2 separate regions of the Homo sapiens genome follow, and region 2 is linked to region 1. The links are chromatin contacts, found by Hi-C or POLR2A ChIA-PET in ENCODE. All regions are on one chromosome and are shown on one strand. Each heading gives the region's core, a stretch centred on a gene start or an enhancer-like site at or near the end of the contact. The rest is flanking DNA. Distances are from core to core; before and after follow the strand shown.

Region 1 (6,989 bases), core at 1-2,500:
AGAAATTAGGTAGGCGTGATGGTGTGTGCCTGTAGTCCCAACTACTCAGGAGGCTGAGGCAGGAGAATCACTTGAACCCAGGAGGCAGAGATTGCAGTGAGCCTAGATCTCCCCACTACACTCTAGCCTGGGTGACAGAGCAAGACTCTGTCTCAAAAAAAAAAAAAAGAAAAGAAAGAGCTCTCCCTCTCCCTCTCTCTCCACGGTCTCCCTCTGATGCCGAGCCGAAGCTGGACTGTACTGCTGCCATCTCGGCTCACTGCAAGCTCCCTGCCTGATTCTCCTGCCTCAGCCTGCCGAGTGCCTGCGATTGCAGGCGCGCGCTGCCATGCCTGACTGGTTTTCGTATTTTTTTGGTGGAGACGGGGTTTCGCTGTGTTGGCCGGGCTGGTCTCCAGCTCCTAGCCGCGAGTGATCTGCCAGCCTCGGCCTCCCGAGGTGCCGGGATTGCGGACGGAGTCTCGTTCACTGAGTGCTCAATGGTGCCCAGGCTGGAGTGCAGTGGCGTGATCTCGGCTCACTATAACCTCCACCTCCTAGCCGCCTGCCTTGGCCTCCCAAAGTGCCCAGAGTGCAGCCTCTGCCCGGCCGCCACCCCGTCTGGGAGGTGTACCCAGCAGCTCATTGAGAACGGGCCATGATGACGATGGCGGTTTTGTCGAATAGAAAAGGGGGAAATGTGGGGAAAAGAAGGAGAAATCGGATTGTTGCTGTGTCTGTGTAGAAAGAGGTGGACATAGGAGACTCCATTTTGTTCTGTACTGGGAGAAAATCTTCTGCCTTGGGATCCTGTTGATCTGTGACCTTACCCCCAACCCCCGTGCTCTCTGAAACATGTGCTGTGTCCACTCAGGGTAAATGGATTAAGGGCGGTGCAAGATGTGCTTTGTTAAACAGATGCTTGAAGGCAGCGTGCTCGTTAAGAGTCATCACCAATCCCTAATCTCAAGTACCCAGGGACACAAACACTGCGGAAGGCCGCAGGGTCCTCTGCCTAGGAAAACCAGAGACCTTTGTTCACTTGTTTATCTGCTGACCTTCCCTCCACTATTGTCCTATGACCCTGCCAAATCCCCCTCTCCGAGAAACACCCAAGAATGATCAATAAATACTAAAAAAAAAAAGAAAGAAACTGAACACCTAAATAGAACTTACTATGTGCCAGGCTCAGCCCTTATATCAACTTGCTCAGTTCTCACAAATCTGCGAGGTAGGGAAGCTGTTATAACCCCCTGCTCCAGAGGAGGAGAGCGGGGCCCACAGGGGCTGTGTCATTTGCCTAGAGTCACGCAGGAGTGAGTAGCAGAGGCAGCCGCAAACCCAGCTCCGAGTCTTCCTCTGTTCCCTGCACTAGACTCACTCCTCTCACGTCAGAAGTGGAGAAAGGGGCCAGAGGAAAGCTGACGCCATTGGCAAAATCACGTCCAGCCTGAAGGGGCCCGTCGGCTCTAACTAATGCCTCCCATTCACATTGCCCATCTTCCCATCTTTCAAGAAAATCCAGAAATCCAGATTGCTAGGTAAAACCTGGTTTTAAATGGATCCAATTTTGTTTTAACCCTCTGTAGCCCAAACAAAGCACATCAGCAGACTGCACTTAGCCTGGGGCCGGCCACGTGCCACCCTGCTGTTGCAGCTGTCTCTAAGGACTGCGCTGTCCTCTGCCTGTCTAAAGACCCTGGGGAACTCTGGGTCTGGTGGCCAAAGGGGAGTCACCTCAGTGAACAACAGCTCCTTCAGCCCATTGATATGAATAATTAATTTCTGCGTGCTCACTGCCAGCCCACAAAGGTTACCAACAAGCTCGGCATTCAGGAAGCCACTCTGTGCCCTCTGAGACAATGAGGACAGGCGTGGGGGGATCCTAGGGGTGTTCAGGGAGCCCCATAATGAAGCCCAGCATGGTGAGCTGTGCTCAGAGAGCCAGCGGATGCCAGCCCAGCCTGCTGCCTAGGTGGGGCCACAGAGCATCATGGAGGCTCATTAGAGATGGGACATGCGGCGGCTTTCCCTGCTGTCAGCAGGAGTGGGCTCTGGATTCCTCAAGATGCTTTAAAATAAAACGGAAAGGCGCAATTATGCAGCCAAACAGAAGGCGAGGCAGCTGCCTACAAAACGAGGCTTTCTCCGTAATAGGACCCCAACCCCAGAGCACAGTGCGGCCGCCTCACCGTCCCCCCCAAGGCTGCAGCCGTGACGCGTCTGTAATTGGATGCTTCGCTGTTCCAGCTCTTGGATTATTCAAATTACAGGATTTTCAGTTTCAATTAAGGTTATGACCAGGCAACAAGATGAGCAAGATACCATGTTTCACCTTTATAGTCTATTTCAGCAAGAAGCATGGCCAAACTAGTAACAGTGGGGATAATCATAAAATTAACCAACACGTACTGAGTGGTTACCATGTGTCAGGTCTGGTTCAAGGTATGTTATATACATATTGACTTATTTAACCTTCACGCCAACTTACTTGACTATTGATATTATATTATCATCGTCCCCTAGCCTACAAATATAAACACTGAGGTGCAAAAAGGTTGAGGAATTTGCTCAAGGTCACATAGCAGTTAAGTGGCAGAGCCGTGAATCGAACCCAGGCAATGTGGTCCTAGACAGCGTGCTCTTATTTATTTTGTTTTGTTTTTTTGAGACGGAGTCTTGCTCTGTGGCCCAGGCTGGAGTGCAGTGGTGCAATCTCAGTTCACTGCAACCTCCACCTCCCAGGTTCAAGCGATTCTCCTGCCTCAGCCTCCTGAGTAGCTGGGATTACAGGCACGTGCCACCATGCTCAGCTAATTTTTGTATTTTTAGCAGAGACGGGGTTTCACCATGTTGGCCAGGCTGGTCTTGAACTCCTGACCTCAGGTGATCCGCCCGCCTCGGCCTCCCAAAGTGCTGGCATTACAGGAACGTGCTACCACGCCCGACTAATTTTTGTATTTTTAGTGGAGACGGGGTTTCACCATGTTGGCCAGGCTGGCCTCGAACTCCTGACTTCAAGTAATCCGCTACCTCGGACAGCATGCTCTTGATCATCACACCAGTAGCTGTTTTCATTTATACGGAGCTCACCACATGCCGGACCCCATGCTACATTATTTCATTTAACCTTTGCAACACCAAGTGAGGTACAATGATCCCCATTGTATAGAAAAGAAAATAAGCTTATAGACAGGTGAATTAACTTGGTTAAGGACACAAAATAACAAGTGGCTACAGCCTGGATCCAAACCCAGTTTCTCTGATTCAAAGCCAGGCTCTTAACCTTACTTGGTACGTAGTCCCAGCTCATTTAACTTACTGGCGTCCATAAAATTTAGGTCTGTCGGGAAAATTATCTAGTCCAGTCACCTTATTTTAAAGTGAAAAGCTATAGTCTGGAGAGGTTAACAGTTAGTGGTGAGCTGGAGTAGAGAATAACTTTGGCCCCAGAAAGAGCTGTGTTCCAATCCTGGCTCTGTCCTTTGTGAGCTGTGTGACTACAGACCAGTGACTCAATGTCTCTAGACTTGTTAATATAGAATGAGAAGAATGATCCTTAGTCTCATGGGAACATACTGATTAAAGTATGTGTGTAACCTACACTTCTGCTCAACATTCGGCATGCCAAAACCATCTCATTATAGTCAGCTGTCCCCAAATTACAAATGGACGATTTCAAACTTTGGCCGATGAGTCTGTTCTTTATGATTTGAAATAATGCTGTAAGTGATGAGTAGGTCACCAAGATGGGCCCCCAAGTCCAGTGAACAGAGACCTTGGAAAACTGCAGTGTACTTCTAGACTTCTCTGAATTCCTTATACATTCCAAATGTGCAAAATCCCCAAGGAAATCGCGTTTTTCAGAGAGCTGAGCAATCAGATCTTTAGGCCTTCCACCCTCACAAATGAAGTTAATATACTACTAGGTCAATGACATCAGGAACACAATAGGTTTGCATGGTGCTTAATTCTAGTATCCTTTTCTATCTGTTTGTTTGTTTGTTTGTTTGTTTGTAACAGAGTCTCACTCTGTTGTCCAGGCTGGAGTGCAGTGGCGCGATCTCGGCTCACTGCAACCTCTGCCTCCTGGGTTCAGGCAATTATCCTGCCTCAGCCTCTCGAGTAGCTGGGATTACAGGTGCCTGCCACCACGCCTGGATAATTTTTGTTTTTTTTAGTAGAGATGGGGTTTCACCATGTTGACCAGGCAGGTCTCAAACTCCTGAGCTCAAATGGTCCGCCTGCCTTGGCCTCCCAAAGTGCTGGGATTACAGGTGTGAGCCACCACGCCCAGCCATGGCCTCACACACCTGGCTCATGGGTGACAAGGAGGATCCTTCTCACTATGTTAGTGATTTAATAACCTTGCACCTGCAGCAATGAACCATCCTGTAAGGCTGATCATTTTCCTTTGCATAAGCCGTCAAGACTGATGATGTGCATCTGGATTTATTTCATTTTTGCGGTCCTTATTTTTTCTTGCCATGGCTGGTTGTATAGCACGATGTGCCTATGTGACCAGCCTCCCATTAAAATCTCAGACTAATACAAAAGTTAGCCAGGCACAGTGGCCCTCGCCTGTAATCCCAGCTACTCAGGAGGCTGAGGCAGGAGAATTGCTTGAACCCAGGAGGCGGAGGTTACAGTGAGCCGGGATTGCCCCACTGCACTCCAGCCTGGGCGACACAGCGAGACTCCATGCCCCAAAAAAATAAAATAAAATAATTGATTTTTAAAACTGAGGAAAGAATAACCCCACCACTTAGCACTAAGAGATCTTGGGCTTGCTGGTGGACCAGTCAGAGCCTCAGTCTCCCCATCTGCCCAATAGGAGGCTGTTCTAAAAATTCAACGTGACAGCGTAGGTAAAGCACTTGACCTAGTGCTTTGCAGAGAGTAGGTACTGGAGTATCTTTATACTCTAGTTCCTTCCCAGCTCTGTGTCAATAAAAATTTTAAAGTGGCCGGGCGCGGTGGCTCACGCCTGTAATCACAGCACTTTGGGAGGCGGAGGCGGGCGGATCACGAGGTCAGGAGATCGACACCAGCCTGGCCAACATGGTGAAATCCCATCTCTACTCAAAATACAAAAAATTAGCCGGGCGTGGTGGCGGGCGCCTGTGGTCCCAGCTACTCGGGAGGCTGAGACAGGAGAATGGTGTGGATCCCGGAGGCAGAGCTTGCAGTGAACCAAGATCACACCACTGCACTCCAGCCTGGGCGACAGAGCGAGACTCCGTCTAAAAAAAAAAAAAATTTAAAGTAATCATTTTTCTCAGCAGTTGAAAAACGCGACGTGAGGTCCAGGCAGCCTCCCCTCAGACAGTGTTATCTCAGGCCGACTGTAGCGAGCGTCGAATGGGAAGACAGGAACAGGATCGCTGCGGAAAGACTTGCAGATTTACTCTGCAGCTACGCGGTGCAGAAATAACAGGACAGACTCACGTGGTGTAAATACAGCTACACAGAGCGGTGGTGCAAAGTCAGGTGGTCACGGGGATTTCTGCTTATGATTCTAGTATGGTATACAGAGCCCAGTTTCCAAAACAGCCAAATCTGCCCCAACACCTGGACGACGAGTCCCTGTGACTACAACACAGCCCTGATGTTTGGAGGTGACCCACTCCCCACCCTCCTTGCAATGGGTTCCTCAAAACCAGAACAAGCTAAAAACGAACCTTACACAACCAGCATTTTCCAGCACAGTAAACCAAGGCAGGGAATGTATTTTTTTCACTGAACTTCTCATTCGTGACTATTCTAAAATCAACCAGGAACTTATCGAGTGCCGGCCATGAGCCCAGCCCTGTGAAAGATACTGTTGTGGGAGAGAAAAGGGGTCTAAACGACGGTCCCCGCTTTCCAGGAGTCAGCTAACCACTCAGTTTGAGAGCAGCTCTTCACAGTAAACATGTAAAAGGCTACTGCCTTGCACAGGGCCGTGGCTCCGTTGTTATTTGTTTACTGACTCAATAAATTAATAGATGGCATAATAATAAGACAATTGTGCCGTGTGGGGCCCGCTCTAAGAACCGCAAGATGGGTTGGAGTCGTTGGAAAAGGCTGTGCCAGAGGCCACTAGCTGCCTACGCAATATCAATTCTTCTATTTTTCCTTGTAACAGAGCCCCTATTTTACTTGAGGTGGCCATACACCCAGATAAAATACTGCATTTCCCAGCCTCTCTTATACCTCGAGGTGACTAAGGAGATAAAAACAGAAACTGTCAAGAGAGGTTCCCAGGAAAGTGCCTTAAAAGGCAGACAAACAGCCACCACTCACTCTTACGCTCCTCTTCCCATTCTTCTAATTCCTGCCTGAAATGTGAATGTGATGGCTGGATCTCCAGCAGCTATTTCGGACCAGGAGGTGAGCTTGAGGACAGAGAAGCAGAAAGACTGAAAAGCCTCCATTCCTGATGATCATGGAGTCACCATACTCTCGGCCGGACTGCTGGCCGCTGGAATTCTGTTACATGTGAGATAAATAAGCCTCTATCTTGTTTAAGCTACTTTTTTTCAGTTTTGTCATATACAGCAAACCCCTATCGACCAATCCCAGGTTCCACGGAAAATCAGCCCTTAAAGGAGGGGTTGGTTTGGGGGCTGGTTTGGGGAAGTCAAGGCGGGAGGGCTCTTCAAACGCCAGAAAGGGCACGGGAAAAGACGCCGGATGGAATGAGCAATGGCAGAAAGGATCTGCGTAGAAAACAGAATATAAGAAGCCAGATGGTGGCTTTGCAGACGCCAAGAGAGACAGGGCTTGACGGGGAAGCATCAGGGACCCCAGGGGACCTGGAAAGGTTGTCTTCCTCTGAAGATGCAAAACACCTCTGGAGTAGGGACAGCGGTAAGTAAAAAAGGAGAGAAAGGCAAACAAATAAGCTTGGGAAACTTTATTACCTGGAGAGATTCAAATATAAGCAGTAGCCTGGTTTAGCCAACTGAAAATTCCTGGACTTATAACAGCAACAATAAAGACACCATCGAGGAAGAGTAACGATAACA
Region 2 (6,989 bases), core at 1,916-4,415, 280 kb after region 1:
TTTTTTTAAAAAGTTAGCCAGGCATGGTGTGTGCCTGTGGTCCCAGCTACTTGGAAGGCTAAGGTGGGAGGATTGCTTGAGCCCAAGAGGTTGAGGCTGCAGTGAGCTGTGATGGTGCTACTGCACTCCAGCCTGGGTACCCCAGAAGACCCAGTGTCAAACAAACAAAGAAACAAAGCAATAAACCCATAACATGTTAACATAAATTTGTATGGGGGAAAAAAAAAAGTAAACGGCCCAGGAGCGGTGGCTCATGCCTGTAATCCCAGCACTTTGGGAGGCCAAGGCAGGCAAGATCACTTGAGGTCAGGAGTTCCAGACCAGCCTGGCCCACATGGTGAAACCCTGTTTCAACTAAAAATACAAAAAATTAGCAGGGTGTGGTGGCACACGCTTGTAATCCCAGCTACTTGGGAGGCTGAGACAGGAGAACTGCTTGAATCCTGGAGGAAGAGGTTGCAGAGAGCTGAGATCATGCCACTGCACTCCAGACTGAGTGACAGAGACACTGTCTCAAAAAAAAAAAAAAAAAAAGAGGGCCTTTGACCCCTAACCTGTACTCCCTGTTTAATGTCCTTGTAGAGAGAAGGGTGGCACTGTTTGAGCTGGTCATCACAGCCTGGCATTAACAGGCCTGCTCTCCTGCCTCCACTCCTCACACCAAGTAGTCACGACCTGCTAAAACCTCACCTCCAGGCCGGGCGCGGTGGCTCAGGCCTGTAATCCCAGCACTTTGGTAGGCCTAGGCAGGTGGATCACAAGGTCAGGAGATTGAGACCATCCTGGCTAACACGGTGAAACCCCGTCTCTACTAAAAAAAAAAAAAAATTAGCTGGGCGCGGTGGCACACACCTGTAATCCCAGCTACTCAGGAGGCTGAGGCAGGAGAATAGCTTGAACCCGGCAGGTGGAGGTTGCAGTGAGCAGAGGTCGCACCACTGCATTCCATCCTGGGCAACAGAGCGAGACTCCATCTCAAAACAAAACAAAACAACAACAAAAACAAACAAAAACCTCACCTCCATCACTGCTCCTTACCTGGGCCAAGACAGCAGCCTAACTGGCCTCCTTGCCTTCCTCCTACCAATCCATTTCCTCTGGGGCAACACAAATCAAATCAACACCTCATGTTCATAGAGTGAAGGTTTAGGACACCCTCCATATGCCAGGCCCATGATTCACACTCACTGCTGCTTACCAGGACCCTGCCTATGAACTCCCGAGACCCCCCTGCTGTCCCCAGTTTACCCCACTGCTCCTGCATTCCGATGTGCCAGATGGCCCGCTCCAGTCCCCTCTCCCCCCACCCCTCCCCCCAGGAGGGGGCCTTCGCACCGTCGCCAGCCAGTCCAAGCTTCAGTGCCTGCACCTGCGGCTTCCCCAGCCCGGGGCACTCTCCCTGCCCACCTCACTGAGACTCGGCTCAGGTGTCACCTCCTCCAGAACCCCTTCCTGATTCTCCCAAACACGCAGCGCCTCCTTATCGCACCCCGCAGGAATCAGCTGTTTCCTTGTCAGTCCCTCCCAGGAGACGGCTCCCACTCCCTACACGCAGCGAGGCACACGGTGGGGCTCAGTCACCCCTTCCCGGACCCCTGGATGAATGAATGAATCTCAGAGCCAGGCGTGTGCGCGGGAGGCCGGAGCGTGAGGACTGAGGGCCGCGTGGCCATCCTCCTTCTCCGGCCACCCCGGAGCCCCCCGCCCGTCACACTCGGGGCGCGCTGGGCCCCAGGGGCGGAGAACGGGAAGGGGCGGGTTTAGGCGGCTTCTCCGGAACCCAGAGGCGGAGCAGGGCTGCGGGCGGGGCCCGAAGGGCGCGCAGGGTCCTGGGTCCTGCAGCCCAGGCCGCTCTTCCCCGCCTCCCGCTCCCCGCAGGTAAATCTAAGTCTCCACCAGGCTGCGCCGGCGCCTCCGGGTCGTGGGACCCCCCCCCCCCGCACGGGTCCACGCGGCCGTTCTTCGGCCCCAGCGATCCCCGGCCGTGACCCCTGCCTCGTGCACGGCGGCTCCCGGCCCGGCCGCCCGCTCCCCACACCCGCCCCCCGCGGCCGCCGTCCCCGCGCCCCGAGTACCCACCGGCGTGGCTCTTCCGGCGCGGGCGGGGCCGGGCTGGGCGGCGTGGCGGGCTTGGGGATCCGCGGCCCGGGCGCACTCTCCCCGCCCAGGGCCCGCCGGGGGCCGGGCCGCAGCCTGTCGTCATCCCGGGCAGGGCCGCGCACCCTCCGGCCCCGCCCCGCCCCGCCTCAGCCCCGGCCGCGTCCGCGAAGCCTCGGTGCGTGCGGCCCCCGCCTCGGCCCGTTCCCGGGGCCACAGCGAACACGCGCGCGCCCCTCCGGCCGAAGACCCGGCTCCCCGCCGCGCTGCTGGGGGCGTGGGGGCGCCCGACTTTCTCCCTCCTCCGGGCCCTTTGCATCTCCAGCCCCTTCCTGCGGGCCGGGCCAGGGCCGCGCTCCCCCGTTTCTACCCACCCGTGACCCTTCACCCACCTCCCACACCGTCCTTCTGTTCTGAGTCTTGGGCGGTCCCAGCCCTGCGGACTGGAGAGGAGCGGGGCGTTGACTGAGCCTGGAGCTTCCATGCCCTGGTCCTTCGACCTCACAGCAGCCGGCACTTGCCTTTTGTGCCCAGTATTCACGGTTCTGCCCACTGAGGTTCGGGAAGCCGGGGAAGAGTCAAGCCCAGACCTCCACTTCCAAAAATCCTGCTGCTAGTGGCCCTTGCATCCTTACTCTTCCACTCACCCCGTCTTGTTCAGTCTGTTCTGGCCCCGCCAAGGATCGGAACCCCTCCCCGCTGCTCAGCTCTTGCCCGAGGGCTCGCCTGAGAGGGGCTGCCCGGCCTTGGGGAGACGCTCCCACCCTCCTCCCAGCCCAGAGCATCCCAGCTTACAAGCTTGCAGGGCCTGTGGGGATGAACCACGCGGATGATCTCCCCGGTGGGTACCAGCTCCACTTGCAGCGCCATTCCGCCCTGCGGAGAGCCAGCGGCCTGGGCACCGCGGCCTGTGAGCAAGAGCTGCCTGCCCACTGGCGGGCTCCGACCACTCCGGGACCAGGAACCTACGGTCTAACGCCGGGATGGCCACTTGGTTCTGCTTCAACTGCAGCCCCAGGGGATGTGGCTGGTCCAGCTCCTCAGGACACGGCTGGAGCCGTCCAGGTCTGACTGGGAGGCCTCTTGGCCCGGATGGTTGGAGCAGGAAGAGGAGGGGCTGGGGATGGAGGAAATGCCTGTTGTCCCAGGTAACCAGAGGAGCCGATGCAGCCACCCATGGGGGACCCTGGGCTCCAGGTCAAAGGCTAGGACGCCTTTCCCCTTCCCCCCATCCCCACGGCAGCTCTATGGCTGGGCCCCTCCTCCTGCCCACTCTCTGGTACCACCTAGAGAGCACGGGGCCCACTCCCCAAACCAGACGGCATGCCCTCCCCTAGGCCAAGAGGACCCGTTAGTAGGCACTGGCTTTCCTGCACATCCCCTCAACGGGGCTGCCCCCCACAGCAGGTGAGCCCCCACCATGAGTTTGAGAGACCAGGGCTGCTGGGGCCTGGTCATGCAGGGCCCGGACAGGGGGCTGTCCCGCTGTGAGGAAGCTCTTGGCTTACCCTCCTCTGAGCCTCAGAGCTTGTGAGGTTAGTTCCTGGGTTCCCTGGGTGTGGGCAACCTCTAGCCCTGTTCATCCCTTGCGTTTCAACAGTACCCCCAGGTGACCCCCACCCCTGATGTTCCTGCTTTTCTATTTTTATTGTTGCTAAATCACAGCTGACACTTTCCTGGCCTGAGACTGAGCCCTCCAGTCTCCAGCCATTCCTTATAGGAAGTAAGAACAGGGAAGTGGATAGGGGAAACAGACCTTTCCAGAGGGAGAGGCTGGCATAGGAAGGGCTGAGTCCCGTGGGTGTGTGCTGGCACCGACAGCCCCATAGGCAGGGGCCTTCCCCCCGGCACCCTTCTCTCTCCCCACAGCTTCCCCCGCCCCGGAAAAGCTAGCAAGCCTTCCTTCCTTCCTCCGGGAAGCACATCTATCCAGAGCAGGCTCATCCCCGGCGGCCACACAATGGCCCTTATCAGCCGTGGAGCCAGGCGTAGACCCAGTGCACACCAGGTCTCACTTATTTCCTGTTTCCACCCAGTGGGTCGGGGTGGACCCAGAACGGCCATATCCTGACTGGGGCCCAGAGGACGGAGAGCACCCCCCATTCCCCTTTCCGCCTCTCAATCACTGCTGGGCTCACCCCTCCCACACAGGAGGCTGGGTGTGTGGCGACCTCAGTTCACCACGGGGGAGGTGAGCATGTGGGGGGACCCCTGGGGTCAAGCCCCGGGGCCGCATTAATCAGAACGGGGAGGCGGGTCTAGTGCGATACACTTTCTGCAATTGTTCTCCCACAGTAATCTTGAGAATAGGGACATCATCTGTATTTTACAGACTACTGAGACCGCTCTGCGGGTGGGTTCAGACCCCATTCCTGTTTCTGGTCCTGTGGGAAACCACAGGTGCCTGGAACTTTGAAGAGACTGTACCACTTCTCTGAGCCTTGGCTTTCCCATCTGCCCAATGAAGGGTGCCATGCAGTAACCCTCGTGATGGCTGTGCATGTGAGAAGGAACAGGTGGGCAAGTGAGGGCTTTGGAGGTCCCTAGGTATATGTGTTGGGGGCAGGGATAGGTTACCATGGGGGAAAACTCAGCAAGAAGGGGCTGAGGAGAAGTGGGGCAGAAAGAGAAGATGGTGGCATTCTGGACTGGTTAACGCAGGCAGAAGGCTCAACACCAGGGTATGCAGAGCAGCGGGTCAGGAGGGATGAACAAGAGCTCATTTGACTTAACAGAGTACATTAAGCGGCCACCGGCATAGATGGCATGCTCCACCTGGTTAGGGCCCCAGAGGCTCACCATTCTAGAACCTCATCCTAGCCCCAGTCCTGGCCACTTCTGCAAATCTCAGACACAGAAGTCTAGTTGGGATCTACAGGGTCCCTGTTCCTGGAATCTACAGCTAGTCCCAGGCCCATCACCGTACCCCCACCCCCCAATCATCAGTCACACGCAAGTGTAAAAGCCACGCTAATAATTACCCCTGCACAATGTAACAGTCACAAAACAGCCAGCCATGGCCTGCTGGAAGCCAGGGGACAATTCTTCATACACAGGCTTGCGGGGGAGAGTATGCAACACAGAGCAACTGGAGTAACCCTCAGTCCCAGGACACAGGATGGCAGGACAAGCACTGAGCAGGCTCCCAGAGGTGTCTTCTCCTGGGAAAAGGGCTGCCGAGTGACCATGGCGGAGGCAAGTGCTGGATGTGGGGACAGGCCATGTCCCCAAAGCCCCTAGAGGGTGTTCTCTGAAGAACCCCAGGGCCAGATCCTCCAAAATGTCTTGAGCTGGTTCTCCCTTCTGCCTGCCCCCACTCTGAGGTCCCGGGGGGTCCAGGGGGGGCCCGTCGTCAATGGCTCCTGACAAGGGTGGCACAGACGCACCTCACCTGCCAAGGACCACCCTGGAAAAGTCTGTGGCCACAGCTCCTTGACCACTTGTCACCCCTTCCTCAGATGGCAGGGTGGAGGCATGGGACTCAAGCTACCAACGGAAGCGAACCTGGATCCTTCCCAGTTCTCTCTGTCAGGATCTGGAACTTCCATGCAGTCAGACTCCATGCCGTGAGTAGGGAGGAAGGTTGTGCTGGCCGAAGGACCCTCATCAACCTGCTCATAACCATGGCGTAAGAGCCTGGCTAGAGGGGCCCCTCCATTCTGCCCACTGAGTCAGACTGCTTTTGCTGAAAGCAGAAATCCCAGACCCTCTGCTCACTCCTCACGGGGACAAGCTATGAGATGCCAAGACTCCTGGAATCCAGCACTGCTTGCACCAGTCTATGTAGCCTGTACAAATGTGAGCATCTCCCCTCCCAGACAGCCTGAGGCCCAGGACGGCACGACAAGAATGCAGGCCTGTGCCAAATGGGGCATGTGCCTGGCAGGACTACTTGGGCAAGACTAGAAGAGGGGGTAGGAATCCAGAAATGAGACGCAGAACTGTCCCCAGGTCTTCACTGTTGACACACTAGCTGGTTTCACTCACATCTCAGCAACAAAAACCTGTATTTAAGCGGCTAATTCCAGAGATGAGTAGTGGAGAGAGCAAATGAGCCTGGTTAGAGCTCACTCTGGGAGGAGTATGTGGACGACACTTGGCTGTCTCTTCAGGGGGCCAGGCTGGGCCCCCAGCACTCCCGGCAGTGGAAAGGCAGAGCTGGCTGCCAGCTCTGGCCTCCGCCTGGGATTCACTCCCATCCTGGCTCAGATCTGTGGCTGTGCTTCACCCAGTGGGTCCTCCCTCAAGGAGCCAGGCGGGATCTGCAGGGATAAAGCAGGTGGTGGAAATGGAGAGCGGGTCTTCCTCCGTGCTTTCCATCACCCCCGTTCCTGCACTGCAGCGGCCCCTCATGTACCGGCTGGCTCCCAGGCCTGGGCCTCAGGGAGCCAGTGATGAGCTCAAGCCCTCACCCTTCCCCTTCCCTCACCAGCACTGCTTACCTGGAAGGGTCTGCTTATCCCCACCACAGAACGCAGACTGTTGCTGTAGTAACAGAGGAGAAACTCATCTTCAGTGGTAGGGATATTGCTGATGTCGATGTAAACCTGGAGGGGGATGGACAGGACTGGGGTCAGCTCCAGGGCTCTGGGCTCCACCCAGCTCTGAGTGACAAGTTATTCAGCACTCTGTTCCTTCCACAAGACAGGAGTGCTGAGGCAGGCCTGCCTGCTGGTGATGTACCTGGTGCTGGTGACGTACCTGGTTCAGGTTGTCGCTGCAGGAGACCTTGCTGTCCCCGACCCAGGCATAGGACACGTAGTCATTAACGTCCCGCAGCCCCACCTGTGAGGGGGAGTCAGGCCATCAGTGGTCAGGGAGGACATGGGACCTAAGGCAAGTCCTAAGGAAGAGATGGTCTCCCTGCTGGGCCTGGCTACCGTACTGTGTGC

Evidence for each region. A loop is a pair of places that touch in the nucleus more often than their neighbours do. ChIA-PET counts read pairs that join two places held with the same protein, here RNA polymerase II (POLR2A). Pooled maps may share reads with other maps.
Region 2: a loop to region 1 is called in a pooled map, with 2.1 times the contacts of the local background. The contact joins the promoter of MYO1C here to the enhancer-like site in region 1. A Hi-C loop is called at or near these places in 4 of 37 single-sample maps with no recorded cell type and 6 of 50 pooled maps. POLR2A ChIA-PET finds 5 or more read pairs at or near these places in 4 of 52 experiments (A673, BJ, Caco-2 and 1 more).

The regions. Positions count from the first base shown.
Region 1 is chr17:1,215,066-1,222,054 of GRCh38, forward strand. It overlaps a transcript of ABR not described here. Among named protein-coding and RNA genes, the nearest start is that of ABR-AS1, 37 kb to the left of the region's middle. RefSeq lists enhancers at 1,282-2,279, 5,124-5,623. Within about 2 kb of position 1,251, at least 3 of the 41 ENCODE cell types and tissues checked have a DNase peak (open chromatin) inside an H3K27ac peak, as active enhancers do; they include GM12878, where a contact is called at or near this core.
Region 2 is chr17:1,489,521-1,496,509 of GRCh38, forward strand. MYO1C (myosin IC) reads right to left here and starts at 3,166. Exons shown (of 32, transcript NM_001080779.2): 1 at 2,893-3,166. The coding sequence starts at 2,967. LOC105371483 (a long non-coding RNA gene) reads left to right here and starts at 3,267. Exons shown (of 2, transcript XR_934145.4): 1 at 3,267-4,105; 2 at 4,430-5,174. It overlaps INPP5K (inositol polyphosphate-5-phosphatase K), which reads right to left. Exons shown (of 12, transcript NM_016532.4): 10 at 6,799-6,882; 11 at 6,540-6,644; 12 at 5,057-6,359. The coding sequence ends at 6,303. RefSeq lists an enhancer at 1,498-2,217 and silencers at 1,502-1,941, 2,022-2,421.